Linked DNA regions of Homo sapiens: region 1 is linked to region 2. Evidence: chromatin loops called from intact Hi-C (ENCODE). Cell type or tissue: MCF 10A. All regions are shown on one strand. Each heading gives the region's core, and the rest is flanking DNA. Links, peaks and the distances in the headings are about the cores only. Region 1 holds the start of LOC105376192 (a long non-coding RNA gene). Region 2 has its middle 73 kb from the start of LINC01492.

Region 1 (11,926 bases), core at 2,509-10,508, 530 kb after region 2:
GAGGTGCCTGTCTGATCTGAATAGCTGAAACACTAGGCCAAGAGTGAGTCTATGAAGTAAATCGCTTTCCTGCTGATCTGGCAGGGGAGCTAATGTAGTTCCCACTGTTCACTCTGATACAACCTCAGCACATCTAATTGAAAGCTCCCCAGCCACCCTCATCAAGGCTGGGACCTCAGCCCACCATTGAGTGTTACATCTACCCACCTGCCTTAGCCACAAACAGTGCCTACCCAGGGATACCTCCCTTATTGGCCTGAAGCCTGAATCATCAACTCAGTGAATAAAACACCAGGAAAAAATTAAAGTCTACACCATGAGAGAAAGAGTTAAGCTTGAAGAGATCTCTGCCATTCCAACTCCATCGGGGACAGTGAACTCATAATTTCATTAAAAAGAAAAACTCTGAACAGACCAATAACAAGTAGTGAGATTGAAACAGTAATTTTTTAAAATGCCAACAAAAAAGTCCAGGACCATTCACAGCTGAATTCTATCAGACATTCAAAGAAGATTTGGTGGTACCAATCCTACTGAAACTATTCCAAAAGATAGTGAAAGAGAGCATCCTCTCTAAATCATTCTATGAAATTAGAATAATTCTAATATCAAAATCAGGAAAGGACATAGCAAAAAAAGAGAAAACTATAGATCAATATCCCTGATGAACATAGATGCAAAAAATCCTCAACATAATACTAGCTAACTCAATCTAACAGTGTATCAAAAAATAATAAATCACAGTGAAGTAGGTTTTATACCAGGGACATAGGGATGGTTTAACATACACAAGTCAATAAATGTAATACATCACATATACAGAATTTAAAACTAAAATCGTGTGATCATCTCAATAGATGCAGAAAAACCATTTGACAAAATCTAGCATCCCTTTATAATAAAATACTCTGCAAAATTAGCATAGAAGGGACACTCCTCGAAGTTTGATGGATGACATAAATAGAAAAATATCCAATGCTCATGAATAAGTAGAATCAATATTGTGAAAATGATCGTACTGTCAAAAGCAACCTATAGACTCAATGCAATTCCCATCAAAATACCATCATCATTCTTGACAGAACTAGAAAAAAAAATTCTAAAATTCATATGGAACCAAAAAAGAGCTCTCATAATCAAAGCAATACTAAGAAAAAGAACAAATCTGGAGTCATCACATTACCCAACTTTAAGCTACACTATAAGGCTACAGTTACCAAAATGATATGGTACTGATATAAAGATAGGCACATAGACCAATGGAACAGAATTGAGAACCCAGAAATAAACCTAAATACTAACAACCAACTGATCTTTGACAAAACATACAAAAACATAAAGTGGGAAAAGGACACCCTATTCAACAAATGGTGCTGGCATAATTGGCAAGCCACATGTTGAAGAATGAAACTGGATCCTCATCTCTCACCTTATACATAAAGCAACTGAAGATGGATCAAAGGCTTAAACACAAGACCTGATACCATAAAAATTCTAGAGGATAACATCAGAAAAACTCTTCTAGATGTTGGCTTAGGCGAAAAATTTATGACCAAGAACCCAAAAGCAAATGCAACAAAAACACAAATAAATAAATGGGACCTAATTACATTAAAAAGCTTCTGCGCAGCAAAAGAAATAATCAGCAGAGTAAAAAGACAAGCCACAGACTGGGAGAAAAATCTTGGCAAACTATGCTTCCTACAAAGGACTAGCACCTAGAATCTACGAGGAAAGAATTCTAACAAATCAGCAAGAAAAAAAACAAATAATGCCATCAAAAAGTGTCCTAAGGGCATGAGTAGACAATTCTCAAAAGAACATACACAAATGGCCACCAAATATATGAAAAAATGCACACTAATTACCAGAGAAATGAAAATCAAAACCACAATGTTATACCATCTTACTCCTGCCAGAATGACCATAATAAAAAAAAAAAAAAAAGATGTTGGCGTGGATGTGGTGAAAAGAGAACACTTTTACACTGTTGGTGGGAATGTAAACCAGTACAACCACTGTGAAAAGCAGTGTCAAGATTCTTTAAAGAACTAAAGGTAGATCTACATTTGATCAAGCAGTCCCACTGCTGGGTATCTAACCAAAGGAAGAGAAGGCATTATACAAAAAAGATACTTGCACAAGCACGTTTATAGCAGCACAATTTGCAATTGCAAAAATATGGAACCAGCCAAAATGCCCGTCAATGAACAAGCGAATAAAGAAAATGTGCTGTATACATACCATGAAATACTACTCAGTCACAAAAAGGAACGAAATAATGGCATTCGTAGCAACCTGGGTGGAATTAGAGACCATTATTCTAAGTGAAGTAACTCAGGAATGGAAAACCAAACATCATATGCTCTCACTCGTAAATGGAGCTAAGCTATGAGGACTATGATGATGCAAAGGCATAAGAATGATGCAATGGACTTTGGGAATTTGGGGGAAAGGGTAGGAGCGGGGTGAGGGATAGAAGACTACACATTGGTTACAGTGTACACTGATTGGATGATGGGTGCACCAAAGTCTCAGAAATCACCACCAAAGAACTTCTTCATGTACCAAAAAAATAAAAATAAAAATAAAAAGGAAAACTAAGTAAAACAAAAAACAAAAATTAAAATTAAACTTCATCACTTCTAAACAACATATATTGAAGTCTTGCTCTCTCCTTTTCTTCACTCATATGGGCTATTATTACTATTAATTATCATAATTAGTTTATTTAAATTTAATGTAACTATAGATATGTATGGATTTAAATACTTGTAGATATGGTTGGATTTACATCTCCCATTTTACGAATTGTTTTCTGTTTATCTGTCTTTTGTTCCTGTATTACTGATTTCTGACCTATTTTCAAGTTCATTGAATATTTTTTATAATTCCTTTTTAATTTATCTTTTACCTCTTTGTTATACCTCATGGAGTTAATTTTTAATGGTTTGTTTCCTAAGTTTTCCTGAGGTACTTAGTTTTAACATTATACATCTTCACATAAATGTGAGAATCTTGAACTCCCCCCACTTTATGCTATGGCTGCCATATGTATTACATCTACATGTGTTATTAACCTCACCATATGTTATAATATTTGTTTTAAATAACACGCATTTCAAATAAATAGGAAAAAATAATCATTTATATTAACACCTATATTTACCCTTTCTGGTACCAATTCTTCCTAAACAGGAACTTCCTATCTTTACATTGGTATCATTTCTCTACAGCCTGAAAAACATTACCACTTCTTATATTGTAGGTCTGCTGGTAACAAATTTCATCATTTTAATTTATCTGAAAATGTCTTAATTTTATTTTTATTCTTGAAAGATATTTCACAAGATATAAAATTTCCAGTGGGAAATCAGAAGTTACTTGTATTGCTCTTTCCCTGTATTTAAGGTCTGCCCTCTAAATTCTCCATTTATCTTTGTTTTTTCAGCAATTTGTCTTTGATGTACCTAGGTGTGATTTTGTTTTTCCACTGCTTGTAGTTTAATGCTTATATGAAATCTATAAATAAATGGTTTTCACCAAGTGAGAAAAATGTAGTCACCATTTTTCTAAATATTTTTTCCATCCACTCTCTTCTCTGATTCTAGGGTTTCAATCTCACAAATACTAGATATTTGATACTGTCCTAGAGATCACTGATAACTCATTCTTTTTTAAAAGTTTTTATTACTTTCTCTTTTTCAGGTTGTATAATTTCTAATAATCTATGTGCAAGTTCACTGACTATTTAGTCATCTCCAACGTGACCTCCAACTTACCTTATTTTTCTCATATTATCTTTTTAGGCATAGAATTTCTATTTGGTTATATTTTATAGTCTCTATTTCCCTGTTGAGATTCTCTACATTTTCATGATTAACAACTACATATTATTTTACATGTTTGAACATAGTTATAACATGTGTCACATCAAGATTGATTTTCATTAATTGCATTTATATTTATGCAATTATATATGCATAAATATATATGCATATATATATGCATATATAGTATGATATGACTTTTCATTTTTGCTTAAATAAGTTGTCAATTAGTATCATTTTTTAACTAAAATGTTCTTTATCAAGCGGTTGTATTACTATTACAGCACAAATTAATAGCTATACCAAGGTTTACTATAGATACATAATTATGAAAATATTTGGTATTTTTATATTCCACACTTGAAAAACAAGAGCAATGAAGCTGCATCAATGAGAAAATGGGATTTAGGCACAATTCTGCCACTAAGTATGTGCATATGCATAAATACATTTCCCTTTGTAGGCCTCTTTACCCCATCCACAAATCACGATGTTGGTACATAATTATCTGGGGTGCTTTTAATACATTTGATACTTGGGAACAACCTCAGACCAACTGAAACTGGATGTCTGTGTGTATTACCTGGCTTTGTTTGCTTTTCTTTTAAATACTGCTAGGACAGCTTCCTGTATAGCAAATTTTGTGAACCACTGTTCTTAAGGGTTCTTTCTGTTCTACCATTCTGAAATTCTAATCACTTCCTTCAAGTTATGATATTTTAAACATGACATATTCTTATTTTCTGGAAATAATGAGCTCTAAGTTATCTATATTTCAGTTCATCTTGGTATATTATTATATTTTATTGAATTATATATATATATATTTCAATATCCTGGGCAAAGCACCCAAGGCAATAGGCTTTTCAATACTCTCCAAATTACTGATTTTCTTTTCAAAGTTGCTAAGTCAAATGAATTAATCATTCAAAGCCATATATTATTGTATGAATTCTTATCATGCTTTATATTAAAAATATCCACATTAAAACTTACATGTTTCACTTTAATGTTGATAGTGGTTTGATATGTAATGTTACATTTTCTGTAAGAAAAAAAGAAATGCGAGTATCAAGAATTCGATTCCACCAAATTATCCTGAAATATATTTAGTAAAAATAGACTATTTAGCCACACTGAGAAAAGTAAACCTGTCTGATTATTTTTTAGCCCTTTGGCCTGGGTTCTAAGATTAAAAATGGCAAATACTTTGGGCCTGGATAATAATTCTAATCTCCCAATCTGCTAGTAGACATTAAATAATTGATTATGGCCTACTGTCCTATTCAGTTCGAATGCATCTTTAAAATCTCCCAATACAGGAAGTCACTATGAGTCTCTCAGACTTGAAACTTTAGATGAAAACTTTTCGTCATGTCTAATGTTAAAATAGTCTGTTTTACTGTTGGTGAAACAAAGGCTTAAAGATGTTAAATAACTTAAATAATTTATAAGTGGAGACACAAGGATTTGAAATGAGGAAATTTAAACCAACACTCTGTGGTTATCTGATTGCCAAACTAGAAGAGAAAGAGGAAGAGAAGGGAAAGGAAAAGGAGCAGAGGGAGAGAGGAAGGAGGGAGGAGGAAGGGAAGGGGAAGGGGAGGAAGGAAATTATTAAAGTTGAGACAAAACCGGAGCACCCATTTTTATGCTTTGTATTTTGTTGTGCCCAAGTGCCTCCCCAAGCTTCAAAAATTATTTATATATCAAGTGCATGGAAAATTGACTATAAAAAGTTCAGCAAGAACATGAACATGGATATGTGGTTCACGTGGCAGAGAAATCCATAAACTAGGGATTGAAGCCCTTAAATTATTTAACATCAATAACTCACTGTACTTGCTACGAATCCTAGCTTAACAAGCATATTCTTGAATGTGAATGTTTCTTATCTATACTGATATCTAGGAAGTATAACAAGTATAACTTTCTTACTAAACATCTAAATCTTACATTAGAAAATAATTACCACTCAAACATTTTTAAAGAGTGTGTGTGTGTGTGTGTGTGTGTGTGAGAGAGAGAGAGAGAGAGAGAGAGAGAGAGACAAGGAAGGAAAGAAGGAAAGAAAGAAGGAAGAAAGGGAGGGAGGGAAGAGGAGGGGAGGGGGAAGGGAAGGAAAGGAAGGAGGGAGAGAGACAGAGAGAGAGAGAGAGAGAGAGAAGAAAGGAGAAGGGGAAGGGAAGGAAAAGAAGGAAGGAAAGGTTTTGACCAAAACATTCTATTCAGTACTTCTATTGAAAAAAAACTATAGTAGTTCTACAGTGATTTGGGAAGAAAAAATATAAAAACAACTTCAAGGTTTTTTATCCATAAGTTAATGACTAGAAACGTGGTGAACATTTTAAGCAGTTTTTCTCTAGTATTTTAATCAAATTAACCTATTATTTTCCAATTATATAATCAAAGACTTAAAAGAGTAAAGGAAATCTCTTCTAAAGGGATATGATTTATTTTTTGGCATAATATATTTGTCTCCAAAGCACTGTTTCCAAGTCGCAATATGGTATTGCATGTATTTATGTAATTCTGCATGTGCAATTGAAACAAAACTCACTTTCATTTTAAGTGAATATTTTTACCTTCAGTTTTAGATTTTTGCTAGCCAAATATATGTTAATAACATGTACTTATTACTTGGGACAGAGCAAGCAGTCTACCAATCTGATAATTTTTCTTAATAAATTTTTGTATCCAGAAGTATTACTGATCCATGCAAAGAGCTGATTTCTCTTTAAAATTATGTTCATCAATTTCAGATATTTATTTTTCTCTATATAAATATTCACTGTGGACATTGGTAAACCTAAGAAGAATAAAATAGTTGCATGCTCCCATTTTTGTATGCCACAAGAAGGTCAGTTTTACCTACCAATATTAGAGTATATCTAGACAGAAATTTAATATTATTTAGTCCAGAAAAAAAAACTTATAAAACAACTTGCAAATTAGTGTTCCCTTAAGGTGACCAACAACTTAATCTTGGAGAGTGAAAAGAAATCCAGATTTAATTTATTATGAAATCCATATACTTGTTAGAAAGGTACAGACCAGACTGATTTTTATGACTGATTATTTGGAGAATGCGTTTAGAAACTGACCAAATTGGTAGAAATATATTAATTTTGACCAAGCGAGTTTTATTAACTCCATATTATCAAGCATAGTCAAAAGTTGACTGTATAATCATCTAATCTGCAAAACCACTGTGAAAGGCAACGTTATCTATTGCAATGGTAATGAAAGCATTAGGGAACTATATGGGGAAGATGGTGAGGTACTCTATTCTCTTCTGATTTTCAAAGTAATGGGATTTGCTATTTTAGTACAGAAGAAAACCTCTGGGTCTTTTGGTATTTGACTGAACTTTAAATACTAAATCTGTCTTGGCATTGCTGAGCCTGTATTCTCTGTATCTGTATTCTCAAAGCCATGTCTACATTGGAACAGTAAAAAAGTGTTTGACAGTCCATGATTAAGAAAATTTGAAGGTCTGCTACTGCCCTCCTTCGTCGCACTTAGTAATGTTAAACTCACACTTCTGAACTGGTAATTTACCTATTAAATGGAAATTGCCCTACAGTGCGCAATATTTATGAAAAGGACTGCTAAGCAGATTGATTATTTTAACAGTTACCAGAGTAAGTGTTTAAATTACTTCAGAAATGAAGCTATTTTCAAACTTTCAAAACTATATACTATTGCATGCACGATGCTAAATTGTCATTCATTAATCAGCTGGTCTCAAATATTAATTTTGTCTTTTTTTGTAAGACTGATGTTCACACATTGTTAAGTATAGAATTACCATCAGGAAATATGGTAATACTGACCTGTTATGGTCATTTGATATTAATGTTCTATTATAGACATTATTATCAAAGCAAAATTCTTTATAAAATAATTAAATCAGTTTACAGAATGCCTATGATGACTACTAAATGATTATTAGAGGTGATAGTATTCAATGGCCCCCAAAATGTAGTTAAATCAATGCATTTTTACTCTACTATGTCAGTATAGATTAATAGAACACTTCTGAAAGGACTATGGTAATAAGTAGCAAAAAACAAAGCTTTTCATGCCCTTGCTATAGTTATTCCATTTTGGGAAATTTCTCCTAAGGAAATAATTCAACAAAGGTGATAAAATATATTCCTAAAAAATATTCAATGCAGCTTTACCCGTAATAGAATAAATGTTCAACAATAGGGAAAGACTTGCTAAATCATAGTACATTAATACATTTGGGATATTACATAGCTATGAAAAATGATCATTATTAAGACTAAGAGGAGACAACTGTTTGTAATATAATTTCAAGTGGCACAAAAGAAAGCATGGACTGTGATTTATACTTGACATAAACTGTGTAAAATAAGCTATTTGCAAATAGCAATAGGAAAGTAATAAGCAAAAATGAAAAACACCTGCTCCATTTGTATGAAAAGTCATAGGTAATTGCTTTTCATTTTATTTCTTTATATTTTGTACTGTAGCACTGTAGGGTGAATATGGTTAACAACAATTTAGTGTAGATTTTCAAAAAGCTAGAAAAGTCTATGTTTGCTACACAAAGAAATGATAAATATTCAAGGTGATGAATATGCTAAGTACCTTGATTTGATCATTACACATTGCATTCATGTATCAAAGTATCACTCTGTGTCCCAGAAATATGTACAATTATTATGTGTCAACTCAAAATGAAGAAAATAGTGAATATAACAATAAAAATAAAGACACCAATAATATATCCCAGGTGAAAGACCACAGTACAGTCAGAAAAGCTGAAACAATTATAGTTTTTTTGAAATAAACTATTGTTTAGAGAAATTTTAGATTCACACCAAAACTGAGCAGAAAGTATAGGAAGTTCCCACAGCATCTGCGCCCACACATGCCTAGCCTCCCTTACAAGCAGTATCTCCGCCAAAGTGGTACATTTGTTACAGTTGTTGCACCTACATAGACAATTCATCACCACCCAAAGTCGATCGTTTACATTAGGGATCACTCTTGGTGTACATTCTATGAGTTCTGACAAATGTATAATGACAAGTGTCCACCGTAATAGTATTATACGGAATGGTTTTATGACCACCCAAATCCTCTGTGCTCTGCTTATTTATTCCTGCCTCCCTCCCTTCCCCGTGTAAGCCCTGGAAATCACTGACTTGTTTTTTGTTTTGTTTTGTTTTTGTTTTTAAACTTTACTAGTTTATTACGAATGATATAACTTGGGGAACAGCCAAAGGAAAGGGATGCATAGGACAATTTTTTAAAACTGTGATATTTTTACTGTTTTCTCCTACTGGTTTTTAATGAGTGTTAAGAGTTCTTTGTGTATTTTGGATAATAGTTCTTTACTTTTAAAGATTTTAAGACAGATGGGCACATGTGCCTTTGCTAAAACAACACTCTGTAGATGAACCTCTTAAAGAAGGTATTTGCTATGATTGTCTGGCAATGAGGTTGCATGTAGAAAGAGGGAGGTTAGAAGATATGGTTATATTACCCGCTCTAATCTAACTATAGTTGTCCAGTTTTTGTTGATATGCTACTTAGTATCTTAATTAATCCCTTAGGTATATGAGTTCCATAATTGATGATAATAAGCACTCAATCCCACAAATTTCATACAAGCTACAGTCTACTAAGAAGATATGGGATTCAATTGTTAGCAAATGGGATGTGAACACTGCTTTCCAAGTCTTTCTCAGTTTTGTACACAACATGCTGGGATGGTGGCTGTGGTTACACATCTGTGAAGGATGGAAACCCAGCACAGAGGCTAAAGCCTCTTTCTTATGCTTCTAGCACATATCCCTGAATTCTCAGCACAATTATATTATATAGTTGAAAAATAAATGTAGTATTTTACACCAGTTTTCTACTATCAAGTTTTAAATGAGATTTCTTAAGAAACCACTAACACCATAGTACTACTCTTCACAGCTTACACAATACTAAATAATGAATGAAAAATTATGAATAATCATTAAATATGCACAGCTGTTTTGCAACCACATAGTGAGGACCAACTCAAGGGCAAGTTGATCACAAATTTCTTATTTCACAAGACCAAGAAAGATTGATAATAGCAGGCTGGGGAGAATCTAATATATCACCTATCAACTTTATCATTTATAAATAAGGAGTTTGGAGGAAACCATATCTCTTAGCATTACTATTAAATCAAAACCTTATTTTAAATTCATTTAAGGGAATTCACTGAGGCCTGTTTACTGTGCTAACTACTATGCTAGGTACTATAGATAACAGATGAAACAACACTACACTGTGCACTGTATTAACTACCATAAAAAAGTAAAAGAAAATAAAAGGGTCATAGATTCAGAACATATGTCAGAAGTAAACAGTGGAAAATATATATAGTGAACTGAAAAAAATTTTCCAACACTGAATTCTATATTAAATAAAAATATCCAAGAAAGAGGGTAAAATAGTTTCAGAAAAACAATGTCATGATCATTTGCCACAAGCTGACTCTATCAAATAAACACCTAAACTTACTGAAAGAAGGTCTTCAGGGAAAAGCAAAATGATTCCATGGGGACTAACTGTTTAAAATGTACTAAAAGAGTAGATCTTAAGTATCTTCATCATACACAGACACACACAATAAGGGTAACTACATATGATGATGGAGGGTTGATTAATGTAATATGTGTATGTGTGTATAAAATCATCACACTATGCCTTGAAAATATATTTATATATATATACAATTTTCCAAGAATGAGTGAAAATTTGGGTACTGGTCTTTTTAAAAAGGTTAAAGGTCATGAAGACTTTATTATTTCTCTTCAGAAAACATTTAGTGAACACCTCTTCTGTGCTAGGTATTTCAGTACTAAAAGGTGAGCATTCCCTAATAGAAAGAAAAAATATTATAAGGCGATGTTCATTTAACAAAAAAAGTGCAGGAAGAAATGAGAAGCCATAAAAATGAAAATATATTGGCAAATTTAAATAAGCATTAATTATATAAAGAAATAATAACATTTTGTGTTGAAAAATATAGAGAGATGTTTTTAATGTCCTACAATTATCACCTCTCGGCCTTTTGGCTAAAATCAAGTGAAATGTCCTATAATGATAGAATATAAATCAGGAGCAGTAATCAATGGAGTTAAAGTGTTCTCAGTTCTTTGTATAAGCAGATAGTAAAAGTACCAAATAATATTACACTTTTGCTGAGTGAGGGATATTGGTTAGTATATAATCCCTAAACAAATAGAAATACTGTGTTATTCTTAAAATATAAAAAATAGAACAATAAAGATAACTTTATTGTTTCAATAAATATATTGTTTCAATAAAACTTCATTGTTTCAATAAATATATCTTTCTCTTTCTCCTTCTATCTCTGTTTCTATTTCTTTTCTTTCTTGCCTTTTTGGAAGGCCTTTCCTTTCTTTGCCTTCTTCTCATTTCTTCCTGCACTTTTTTGTTAAATGGACATGGCCTTATAATATTCTTTTTGGAAGGCAAGAAAGGAAAGAAACAGAAACAGAGATAGAAGGAGAAACAAAGTCTATAGATAGTAGATTTACAATCAAATATATCAATAACTAGGTTAGAATTAAATGAGATAAGCATTCCATTTAAAAGATGATACTTGCATACTAAATCAAAGAACAAACTTATATATTACATTTACAAGGAACATATTTACCAGACGAGGAAACAGAAAAATTGAAAACAAAGAATAGAAAGAGCATTCAAGTAATAACTGAAAGGAAGCAGATGAATCCATATAAGTATCCATCAGAATACACTTTAAGGCAGAAGGCATTACTAAAGATTTTTTTTAAGTCATAATTAATGAGAAAATTTTCATTTACCAGGAATATGTAACAATTCTAAATTTCCTCAAAATAGATGAAGGAAAAACTTGACAGAACTATAAAGAGAAATAAATAAATTCCAACAATGATGAGAGATTATAATACATGCATTTCAAGAATCAATAATATATCAACAGGACAAAAATTAGTAAAAATAGTCAAGATTTGACCAATACAATTAACAAAATTTATCTTATTGAACATGTTCTCTTTTTTCAG
Region 2 (11,926 bases), core at 2,493-10,492:
TTAATATGTTTTTTCCTTTGGGTGGATACCCAGTAGTGGGATTGCTGGGTCAAATGGGAGTTCCACTTTTAGTGCTTTGAGAAATCTCCATGCTGTTTTCTCTAGAGGTTGATATAGTTTGGTTGTGTCCCCACCCAAATCTCATCTTGAATTGTAGCCCCCATAATCCCCACATGTTGTGGGAGGGACCTGGTGGGAGGTAATTGAATCAAGGGGGTGGGTTTTTCCCATGCTGTTCTCATGACAGTGAATAAGTTTCGGGATATCTAATGGTTTTATAAAGGACAGTTACCCTGCACATGCTCTCTTGCCTGCTGCCATGTAAGATGTGCCTTTGCTACTCTTCCACCTTCCACAATGATTGTGAGGCTTCCCCAGCCATGTGGAACTATGAGTCCATTAAACCTCTTTTACTTTATAAATTACCCAGTCTCAGGTATGTCTTTATTAGCAATGTGAGGACAGACTAATACAGAGGTTATACTAATTTACATTACCACCAACAGGGTATGAGCATTTGCTTCTCTCTGCATCCTCACCAACATCTGTTTTTTTTTCTTTAACTTTTTAATAACAGTTGTTCTGAATGGTGTAAGATGGTATCTCATTGCAGTTTTAATTTGAATTTTTCCTATTATTAGTGATGTTGAGCATTTTTTCATGTTTGTTGGCCATTTGTATATCTTATGTTGAAAAATGTCTGTTTTTATCTTTTGCTCACTTTTTAATGGGCTTAATTTTTTTTTTTCTTTTTCTGGTTGAGCTGTTTCAGTTCCATGTAGATTCTGGGTGTTTTTTGCTGGATGTACAGTTTGCGAATACTCTCTCCCATTCTGTAGGTTGCTCACTCTGTTGATTATTTCTTCTGCTGTGCAGGTGGTTTTTATTTTAATTAAGTACAATTTGTCTATTTTTGCTTCTGTTGCATTTGCCGTTGAGCTGTTAAGCATATATTCTTTTCCTAGACCAATGTCCTGAAGAGTGTTTCCTAGGATTTCTTCTATAATTCTTATAGTTTCAAGTTATACATTTAAGTATTTAATCAATTTTGAGTTTATTTTTGTATGTAGTGAGAAATAGAGATCTATTTTTATTTCTTCTGCTATCCAATTTTCCCAGCACCATATATTGACTAGAATAAACTTTCCACATCATATATTTTTGTTGACTTCCTGAAAGGTAAATTGGATGGAGGTATATGATTTTGTTTCTAGGTACTCTAATATGTTCCATTATTTATGAGTCTATTTTTGTACTAGTAACATGCTGTTTTGGTTATGACAGTGTATTAGTCAGGGTTCTCTAGAGGAACAGGACTAATGGGATAGATGTATATATGAAAGGGAGTATATTAAGGAGTATTGACTCATGTCATCACAAGGTGAAGTCACAAAATAGGCTGTCTGCAAGCCGAGTAGCAAGGAAGCCAGTCCGAGTTCCAAAACCTCAAAACTAGGGACGCTGACAGTGCAGCCTTCAGTCTGTGGCTGAAGGCACCAGAGCCACTGGCAAACCACTGGTGTATGTCCAGAGTCCAAAAGCTGAAGAACTTGGAGTCTGATGTTTGAGAGCAGGAAGCATTCAGCATGGGAGAAAGATGGAGGCCAGAAAACTTAGCCAGTCTAGTCCTTCCATGTTCCTCTGCCTGCTTTTATCCTAGCCATACTGGTAGCTGATTAGATGGTACCCACCCAGATTGAGGGTGGGTCTGCCTCTCCTAGTCCACTGACTCAAATGTTAACCTCTTTTGGCAACACCCTCACAGACACACCCAGGAATAATACTTTGCATTCTTCAATCCAATCAACTTGACACTAAATACTAACCATCATATACAGCATTGTAGTACAATTTGCAGTCATAAAATGTGATATGTTCAGCTTTGTTCTTTTTGCTTACAATTGCTTTGGCTCTTTGGGTTCCTTTTTGTTTCCACATGACTTTTAGGATAGTATTTTTTCTAATTCTGTGAAGAATGACGTGGTAATTTAATCAGATTTGTGTTGAATCTGTAGATTGCTTTAAGCAGTGAGGTCATTTTAATGATTTTGATTTTCCAATACATGAGGGGAAGTTTTTCCATTTGTTCATGTCATCTATATCTTTCTATCATCAGTGATTTGTAGTTCTCCTTATAGAGATCTTTCACCTCCTCGATTAAATGTATTCCTAGCTATTTTTATAACTTGTGGCTATTATAAATAAAATTGAGTTGTTGATTTGGTTCTCAGCTTGAATATTATTGGTGTATATGGAAACTACTGATTTTTGCATGTTGATGTTGTAGTCTGAAATTTTACTGAAGTCATTTATCGAGTCTAGTCTTTTGCAGCATTCTTTAGGGATTTCTAAATATAAGGTCATGTCATCAGAGAACAGATCATTTGACTTCCATTTTTCCATTTTGGATGCCTTTTATTATTATTATTTTTTCTTGCCTGATTGCTCTGGCTAGGACTTGGCAGTCCTAGGATGTTGAATAGGAGTGTTGAGAATAAGATATCCTTATCTTGTTCCAGTTCTTGGGAGTGAGGTGCTTTCAACTTTTCCCCATTTGGTATGATGTTGGCTGTGGATTATCATATAAGGCTTTTGTTATCTTGAGTTATGTTTCTTTGATGCCTCATTTGTTGAGAGTTTTTACAATGAAGCAATGTTGGGTTTCATTGAATACTTTTTCTGCATTTATTGAAATGATCATGTGGTTTATGCTCTTAATTCTCTTTATGTAGTAAATTTCACATTTTCTCATATGCTGGGCCATCCTTGTATCTCTGGAATAAAACCCACTTGATTGTGATGGATTATCTTTCTGACATATGGTTGGATTCAGTTTGCTAGTATTTTGTTGTGAATTTTTACATCTATGTTTACTAGCAAAATTGGGCTGTAGTTTTCTTTTTCTGTTGTCTCTTTGCCTGGTTTTGGTATCAGGGTGTTATTGGTTTCATAGAATGAGTTAGGGAGGCATCCCTCCTCCTCAATTTTTTTGAATAATTTCAGCAGAATTGGTATCAGCTCTTCTTGGTGTGTTGGGTAAAATTTAGCTATAAATGCCCCCAGCCCTAAGCTTTTTTTATTAGGAGATTATTTATTACTGATTCATTTTCATTATTCATTATTGGTTTGCTCAGGGTTTCTATTTGGACCTGCTTCAATCTTGGGAAGTTGTATGTTTCCAGAAATTTATCTATTTTCTCATGCCTTTCTAGTTCGTGCACATAGAATGCTCATAGTTGTCTCTGATGATCTTTAGTATTTTCTTGGTATCAGTTGTAATGTTACCTTTATCATTACTGATTGTGCTTATTTGAATATTCTATCTTTTTTGCTTGGTTAATCTAGCTAGCTGACTATTAATTTTGTTTATCATTTCAAGGAAACAATTTTTCATTTAGTTGTTATTTTGCATTATTTTTGGGGTCTCAATCTCATTTAGTTTTGCACTGATATTTGTTGTTTTTTTATTCTGTTAGCTTTGTGTTTGGTTCATTTTTGTTTCTCTAGTTCCTTGAGGTGCAAAGTTAGGTTGTTAATTTGAGAACTTTTTCTTTTTGAGGTAGACATTTAGCAGTATTAGCTTTCCATTTAACACTGCTTATGATGTATTCCAGAGGTTTTGGTATATTGTGTCTCTATTTTCATTTGTTTCCAAAAATATTTTTATTTCTGCCTTAATTTTGCCTGCTTACCCAAAGGTCATTCAAGAGCAAGTTTTTGAGTTTCCACGTACTTGTGTAGTTTTGAGAGTTCCTCTCTGTTTTGACTTTTAATTTTATTCCACTGTGGTCAAAGAAGATACTTGATATTATTTCAAATTTAAAAAAAAATTGAGACTTGCTTTATGTCCAAGAATATGGTCTATTTTGGAGAATGTTCCATGCACAAATTAGAAAAATGACTATTCTGTGGTTGTTTGGTAGAATGTTCTGTAGCTATCTATTAGGTCCATTTGTTCCAGAGTCCAGTTTAAGTCCAGAGTTTATTGCTTTTCTGCCTCGATGATCTGTCTAATGCTGTGAGTTGGGTCTTGAAGCCCCCATTATTATTGTGTTGTTGTCTACCTCTTTTCTTAGGACTAGTAGTTTGTATTTTATGAATCTTTGGGCTTTGGTATTGGGTACATATATATCTAGAACAGTTAAATCATCTTGTTGAATTTGGCCCTTTATGGATTATATAATGGCATTCTTTGTCTTTTTTCACTGTTATTGATTTAAATTCTGTTCCATATAAGCATAGCTATGAATGCTTATTATTGTTTTTCATTTGTATGATATATCTTTTTTTCACTCCTTTGCTTTAAATCTGTGAGTGTCTTTACCTCTTAAGTGGGTCTTTTGTAGACAGCAGATGGTTGGATTCTTTTAAAATCCAATTTGCTAGTCTATATCTTTTAAGTGGAGCATTCAGGCCATGTATGTTCAAAGTTAACATTGATGTGTGAGGTTTTTTCCCCATTCATAGTGTTTTAAGTTAGATGCTTTGTAGTCTCAATTATATAACTGCTTTTTAGGGTTTTGAGCATTGTAGTTATGTATACTTTTACAATGGAAAGTACTGTCCTTTCATTACCATGTTTAAAACTCTTTGAGCGTTTCTTGTAGGACTTGTCTAGTGGTGATGAATTCCCTTGGCATTTGCTTGTTTGACATAGACCTCATTTCTCCTTCATTTATGAAGCTTAGTTTGGCAGGATGTAAAGTTCTTGGCTGGCATGTTTTTCTTTAAGCAGTCTAAAGAAAATAGAGCCCCAATCTCTTCTGGCTTATAAGGTTTCTACCGAGAAGTCCACTGCTAATCTGATGGTATTTCCTTTATATGTGATTCAATGCTTCTGTGTAGCTGCTTTTAAGACTTTTTCTTTCACCTTTCACTTTGACCTTGGATAGTCGGATAATTATATGCTTTGGTCATTTTCCTCTTGTATAGTGTCTTTCAGGTGTTCTCTGAATATCTCGTGTCTGGATGTCTATATCTACAGCAAGATCAGAAAACTTGTAATTAAGTATTCCCTCAAATATGTTTCCCAAACTTCTTACTTTTACTTCTTCTCCCTCAGGAATGCCTATAAGTCATAGATTTTGACCCTTTACGTAATCCCTTAATCCCATATCTCTCCAAGGCTTTCTTAATTTTTTTCAATTATTTTTTTATTTTTGGCTGCGTTATTTCAAAAGACTTGTATTTGAGCTCTGAAATTTTTTCTTCTTCTTGATCTAGTCTTGCTAAAGGATTGAAATGCATTTTGACATTTCTTCAGTTAATTTTTCATTTTCAGAAATTCTTTTTTTCCTAATATATCTATCTTGTCCTTCATCTCCTGAATTTTTTTCTATTTCTTTTTGTTGTTTTTAAATGTTCTCTTTCATCTCATTGAACTTATTTCTAATCCATATTTTGAATTCCTTATCTGTCATTTCATAATTTTCATTTTGGCTAAGCTCCATTGTTTGAGAACTTGTATGGTCCTTTGGAAGTGTCACACCTTAGTTTCTTCATGGTGCTGGAGTTCTTACACTAGTTACTTCTCATCTGGAGAAGCTATAATTATTAGTTTTGAACTTACTTTCATTTGGATGGGCTTTATTTCCCCTTGGCGGCATGTCTGCCTTGTATTTTGGATAGGGTCCTTTGTCTTTGCTTTTTTCTGCTTTAGGGGGCCAAGGCTCTGTATGAGTTCCTGGGTATAGATAAGCTTAGTGTAACAGTTTTCTCAAATGCTAGTTGTTTCTATGTTGTAGTAGTGTTTTACTATGTGTGTCATCAGGCTCCCTGCCTCCTGCAGAGGTAGGGAGGTGGAGGTCACAGGAGAATTATGTCATTCCACAGTGCTGTGTACTTCTGTCAGCAGAAATTATAGTGGAACGTGCAGTTCACCCTAGGGGACAGTAGGTGGCACTTGCAGGTAAATTCCAACCAAACGCTGAACAGTAGTGTCAGCAGAAATTGTGATGAGTTGTGCAGGTTGACCTCCTGGTCAGTAGATAGTGCTTTCAGGCAAGAGGCAGTTTCAGTGGTAGTAGTGGAATTTTTATTTGACCTTTGTTGATCAGAGGAAGCACTAGTGTGTCCCAGGTGATGTGTGAGGCCATGGGGTTTTCAGGGGTCCCCATCCGGGGTTCTGACACAAAGGGAACTAGAGAGGACAATATGAGGCAGGGTTGGATGGTACAAGTCCATAACCAGGCTCTCCAAGATGGGCTTAAGCGCTGGTTTTGGCTGGAGTCCAGGGACAGCTCTCAGGCCTTTGGAGCAACTCTTCAAGAGGGGCAGAAGTGCTTCTTTCATACCACAGAGCCCTCTCAGAAGAAAACCAGACAGGGTTTTCAGCCCAGCAAGTGGCAATGGAAACTGCCCGGCTCCCACAGCCCTAACCTGGAAGGTCTTCAGTGTCTGGCAGCCAGCAGCAGGACAGAATGGTTAGGCTAGTCTAAAGCTGTCTGCGTTCAAATCACAAAGCTATTCCGGGATTTCTAGGGTTCTAGACTCTGTGGGGCAGAAACCACAGTTACCAGGCCACACCTTTCCCATTCCAGTCTTGTAAAGGGAGGGATGCCCAGGTCCTAGGCCACTCCACAATCTGGTGCCACACTCTTCTTTGTGTTTTGACAGTGGGGGCTCCTTCCCCACTTGAGATTAGATCACAAATCTCATCTCCATTTTCCTGGATGGTGTGTTCAAGTCTTAGGGAACTGGGACCAGGCCAGAGGATTTGCCAGGAGCTCAAGCACCAGCCTGGATATGGAGGGACAAACTGCTCCAAGGCTGCCAACAACTCAACTGGGGTGGGGCAATGGCGGCTAGGTTGTGGGCCCATCCTCTGTGGGAATGGCCTAGCAGGCAGTTTTGGGAGAGACTGGCAGGCACGGGGCCCATGATTCAGATGGAGTCTGTCTTTGGGGCCCGTAAAAGTGACCAGGCCCTGCTCATTCCCTGGCCCAGCAGACAGCAGCAGCTGCAGAAGCTTAGGATACAGAGCCATGTGACGTAGGCACCCACAGTCATGCTTTGCTGCAATGCTCAACTCATGGAAGGCTTTGAGGCTCCACATGCGTTCAAGCAGCGACTTTTCATGGTTACCAGGTATCTCCATCTACCAATCCAAAGATCTTCAGGTGTCAGAAACCTTCATAGCTAGAATCTCAGAGGTCCACAGTAGGAATATGATACCCTGGGGTTCCTTCACTGACTCCTTTCTCGGGTCTGGATCTGGGTCTTGGGCCCAGTCCTAGTATCTGGCAATGCTGAGCAGGCAGCCCTACTTCTTCCCTCTTAACCACAATTTCTTCCATCACCTCTCTTTTGAATTTTAGTGCTCTCTTTCAAAAGATCTGTTCAAAGTGTGAAGATTGTCATGTTTTGTTTCCTCCCCACGGAAGAGGTGCATTCTAACTGCCTCTCACCAGCCATCTTGAACTCACATCCCGGTCTTACCTATTTCTAAATAAAAGCCTGTATGTAGGCAACAGAATAAACCTGAAAAATATTTAATCTGTAAGTGATTTAAAATATTTTCCAATATTAAATTATTAAATAATTCAATATTACAATATTCGATATTATATTTTAATAATATAAATAGAAATATATTTTTATAATACTGAATAAAATTTGAAGTTAATTCCACAATTTGATTATCAATTGATAATGAGTACTTATTTTCTTTCATTGTGCATTGTTCAATATTGCCTCCTTTATTTCAATAATGACATTTTCACCCTTTACCTTCCAACTCTGTTCTCTTTGCTAAGATCAGCATTCTCTCTGCCATCAATGTTCTCTCTAAGATACTATAATGCAGGAGAACATTATATTCAGCAACCTTTAATAGAAAGAGTTACTTTGTTGAGTCTTAAATACATTCTCAAGTACCTCTTTCATTACACAGTACGTAGTGCTGTTGTAGAAATATTACATCAAGCCTTCTCTCATAACTGAATACTTTTTATTTGTTCATTAAAAGTATTTGTCACCTTTTTATGTTAATATAACTTATTTTTCTTAGTTTTCACTAGCTCCTGCAAATAGGCATTTAAAGACTTTTCACACAGGCAGCAAGACCTGCCAGTAAGTCTAAATCCTCATAGTGAATTCAGCTTCAGTTAACATCATGTCTCTCATCCCTTTCTTCTTCTAGTTCATTTTCTCTGAAGCACATCAATATGATGATAATAATCAACAGGTGTTAATTCAATGAAATTGTTGTCCAAATATTCAAAATGAACTCCAGATGTTAGAAAAAAATGTGTTTTGTTAAATTTTGGCTAACATCTTGACTTACTCATCTTAACTGATTTCAGGGTTTGGGATTAACTAGAGAAAATACATTAGTGATTAAGTGCTTTATATATTTTTAATTTTATATTTTAGAATAAATTCCTTAGCCAGTTATTCTTCTAAGAGAAATAAGCTTCACATAATTTTCTGAAACATATCTTATGTGGAAATGCTTTGGAAATGTTAGGGATTACATGGATACAGTGAACTATTAGTTGTACAAATTCATACATGTTTTTCTGACACTGAATTCAGTCAGAAAACCATAAAAAGAACATTATGGCTATAAAAGAAGTCTGCAGTAAAATAAGATATTTTAGGTGTAAAATCTGGACTTGAAAACTATATCACAAATTAATGCTGCTGCTCTGTAAAGGATGAAGAAGAAGGCTATGAAAAAAATCAAATAATCTAGTAAAATTATTTTTTGAAAAAATAAACAAAGAAGGATTTTTACAATCTCTAGCCCATTAAACAAAAAGTCAATTTGGGATATAATCATAAGGGGAGCTTAAAAAGGGAACGATTGACATAAAGCAATAAGAGAACCTAAGAATGTTATAGGAATAATAAATCTTATCAAGCTACAGTTATTTCATTTATTAATGAGGTTGTGAGATACTGCTTGGAAATACACGAAACAGATATTTTACCACAACTATAGCAAAGAACTTGACAAGGTCTCTCATTATATTCATATTTAAAAGATGGAGTTTTAGCTAAGCATGGTGGCACATACCTGTAGTCTCAGCTACTTGAAAGGCTGAGGCTGTAAGACTGGCAGCCTCAGGAGTTCAAGTACGGCCTGGGAAACACAGTGAGACGCCATCTCTAAAATAATTATTCAAAAATATGAAGTTTTGCAAACCATATTTCAGGATTTTTTTTCAGTGTATTGGTATCCTCAGATAGAAAACAATTGCAGATACAAAAAAAATCAATTTGTCCTTCCGTGTCCACTTTCTTCAGTTGCCTTTTCTGTTTTTAGGCTTCCTCTTATTAGTAGTGCAACACAATGATGTGGAAATTTCACTCTTTCTTCAAGCGTTTTTTTTTTTTCCTCTTTCTCTAAAGCTGCATTTAGCCCCAGAATTCATAAAAACTCTATAGAGAGTTTTTAATGTACATATAACTTAGACCCTTTAAGTGTTGAACTTGTTACTTCATCACTTGCTGACAAAACTCTCACTGGTTTTTCTATTCTCCAAGTGAGCTAAGCCCAATCAACAGCTTGCAACAAGAATAGGTAAACTCCTCCCAAGATAAAATAGCTGGAAATCATTTCTAATGGCTGTTTTCCACTGTGAAATTTTAGTCCATTTACTTCTTGCTGCTGTCACAACTCTCTTAAGCCTTTAAAATGTTATTTTGCACAGACTGTTTATTCCTTAATGTATGTTCTTGGTGCCTTTGTTGAAAATGAATTGGCTGTAAGTGTGTGAATTTACTTCTGGATTCTCAATTCTATTCCATTAGGCTATGTGTCTGTTTTTATGCCAGTATCATGCTACTTTAGTTAGCATAGCTTTGCAGTAAATTTTCAAGTCAGGTAGTGTGATGCTTCCAGCTTTCTTCCTTTTGCTCAGGATTGCTTTGGCTATCACAGTCTTTCAGAGTTCCATATAACATTTAGGATTGTTTTTTCTATGAAGAATGTTGTTGGTATTTCAATAGGAATTGCATTGAGTCTCTAGATCACTTTGGGCAGTGTATATATTTTAACAATATTAATTCTTTCAATAAACATGGGATATCTTTCCATTATTTTCTATCCTCTTCAAATTTTTTTCATCAGTGTTTTATAGTTTCAATGTAGACATCTTTCACTTCTTTGGCTGAATTTATTCCTAATCATTTTATGTTTTTTATTGCTTTTGTAAAGAAGATTGCTTTCTTGGTTTCCTTTTCAGATTGTTTGCTGTTGATGTGTAGAAATGCTATTGATTTTTGTATGTTGGTTTTGTAGCCACATGCAGCACAAAACAAGACCCTTATATCTCACCATATACAAAAATTTAAAAAAAATGATTAACAAAGTTAACTGTAAAACCTACTTTTACATTTTTTACATTTAAAAAATTAAAAGTAAAAAAACTACTATAAAATTAGTAGAAGAAAACATTGGGGAATCATATTAAGACACTGGTCTGGGCAAAGATTTTTTGGGTAAGACCTCAAAAGCACAAGAAAAAAATAAAAAATGGGTAAATGGGTTTACATCAAGTTAGAAAGCTTCTGCACTGTAAAGGAAACAATCAACAGAGGGAAGAGACAACCTCCAGAATGGAAGAAAATATTTGCAAACTATCCACATGACAAGGGACTAATAACTAGAACATATAAGTAACTGAAACAACAAAACTGCAGAAAAACAAAAGAAAATTGGTTTAAAAATGGGCCAATGATCTAAATAGACATTTCTCAAAAGAAGACATACAAATGGCCAAGAGGTATATGAAAAAATGTTCAGTATCACTAATCATCAGGGAACTGCAAATCAAAACCATAATGAGATGTCATTACAGCCCAGTTAAAATGGCTATTACCAAAAAAAACAAAAAAGTAACAAATATTGCCAAGGATGGGAGGGGGATCTCTTTTGCACTATTGGTGAGAATATAAAGTATTATAGCCATTATAGGAAATAGTGTGGAGGTTCCTTAAAAAACTAAAAATAGGAGTGTATTCTCCAGTAATCCCATTGATGCATACATATCCAAAAGAAGGGAAATCAGTATTATATGTGCACTATCATGTTTAATGCAGCACAGTTCACAATAGGTAAAATATGAAATTAGCCTAAATGTTCATCAACAGAAAATAGATAAATAAAATATTGTATATATACACAATGAATTATTATTCATCCTTAAAGAAGAATGAAAGCCTGTTATTTGCAGCAACATAAATCAAACTGGAGGTGATTATGTTAAGTGAAATAAGTCAGGCTCAGAAAGACAAATATCACATGTTCTCACTCACAAATAGGAGCTAAAAAAATTAATCTCATAGAGGTAGAGAGTAGAATGGTGGTTTCCAGAGACTTTAAAATATGTATATATTTTACATATATATACACATTGTGTATATATGTATATATTTTACATATATATACACATTGTGTATATATGTATATACGTGTGTATGCATACATGTATATGCACACATGCATATACATATGTGTATACATACATGTATACGCACACGTGCATATACGTATGTGTATACATGTATACGCACACGTGCATATACATATGTGTATACATGTATACGCACACGTGCATATACATATGTGTATACATGTATACGCACACGTGCATATACATATGTGTATACATGTATACGCACACATATATATGCATGTATATACACATATGTATATACGTGCATATACACATATGTATATATGTGCATATACACATATGTATATACATGTGTGCATATACACATTGTATGTGTATATATATACACACAATACACTTACAATGTGTATATACATATATACACACACATTTTATGTGTATATATATGCAAATGCACATTGTATGTGTGTGTATAAATGCAAATACACATTGTGTGTGTGTGTATATATACACATACAATATACACATTGTACATGGGTATCTATATATACACATATATATAT

Evidence for each region. Hi-C counts contacts between places; a loop is a spot of excess contacts. Peaks named below come from ENCODE experiments on the same cell type or tissue, not always from the same donor. Only the 100,000 strongest peaks of a DNase experiment are listed, where the experiment ranks them.
Region 1: a loop joins it to region 2, with 21 times the contacts of the local background. A loop is called at or near these places in 2 of 110 quality-filtered maps.

What each region holds. Positions count from the first base shown.
Region 1 is chr9:103,921,321-103,933,246 of GRCh38, forward strand. LOC105376192 (a long non-coding RNA gene) reads right to left here and starts at 4,876. Exons shown (of 3, transcript XR_930193.3): 1 at 4,827-4,876. In MCF 10A, for the core only: no CTCF peak of the experiment used is centred there; no DNase peak of the experiment used is centred there.
Region 2 is chr9:103,392,180-103,404,105 of GRCh38, forward strand. No RefSeq gene overlaps it. Among named protein-coding and RNA genes, the nearest start is that of LINC01492, 73 kb to the left of the region's middle. In MCF 10A, for the core only: a CTCF peak has its summit at 5,891 (motif pointing right); a DNase peak (open chromatin) is centred at 5,892.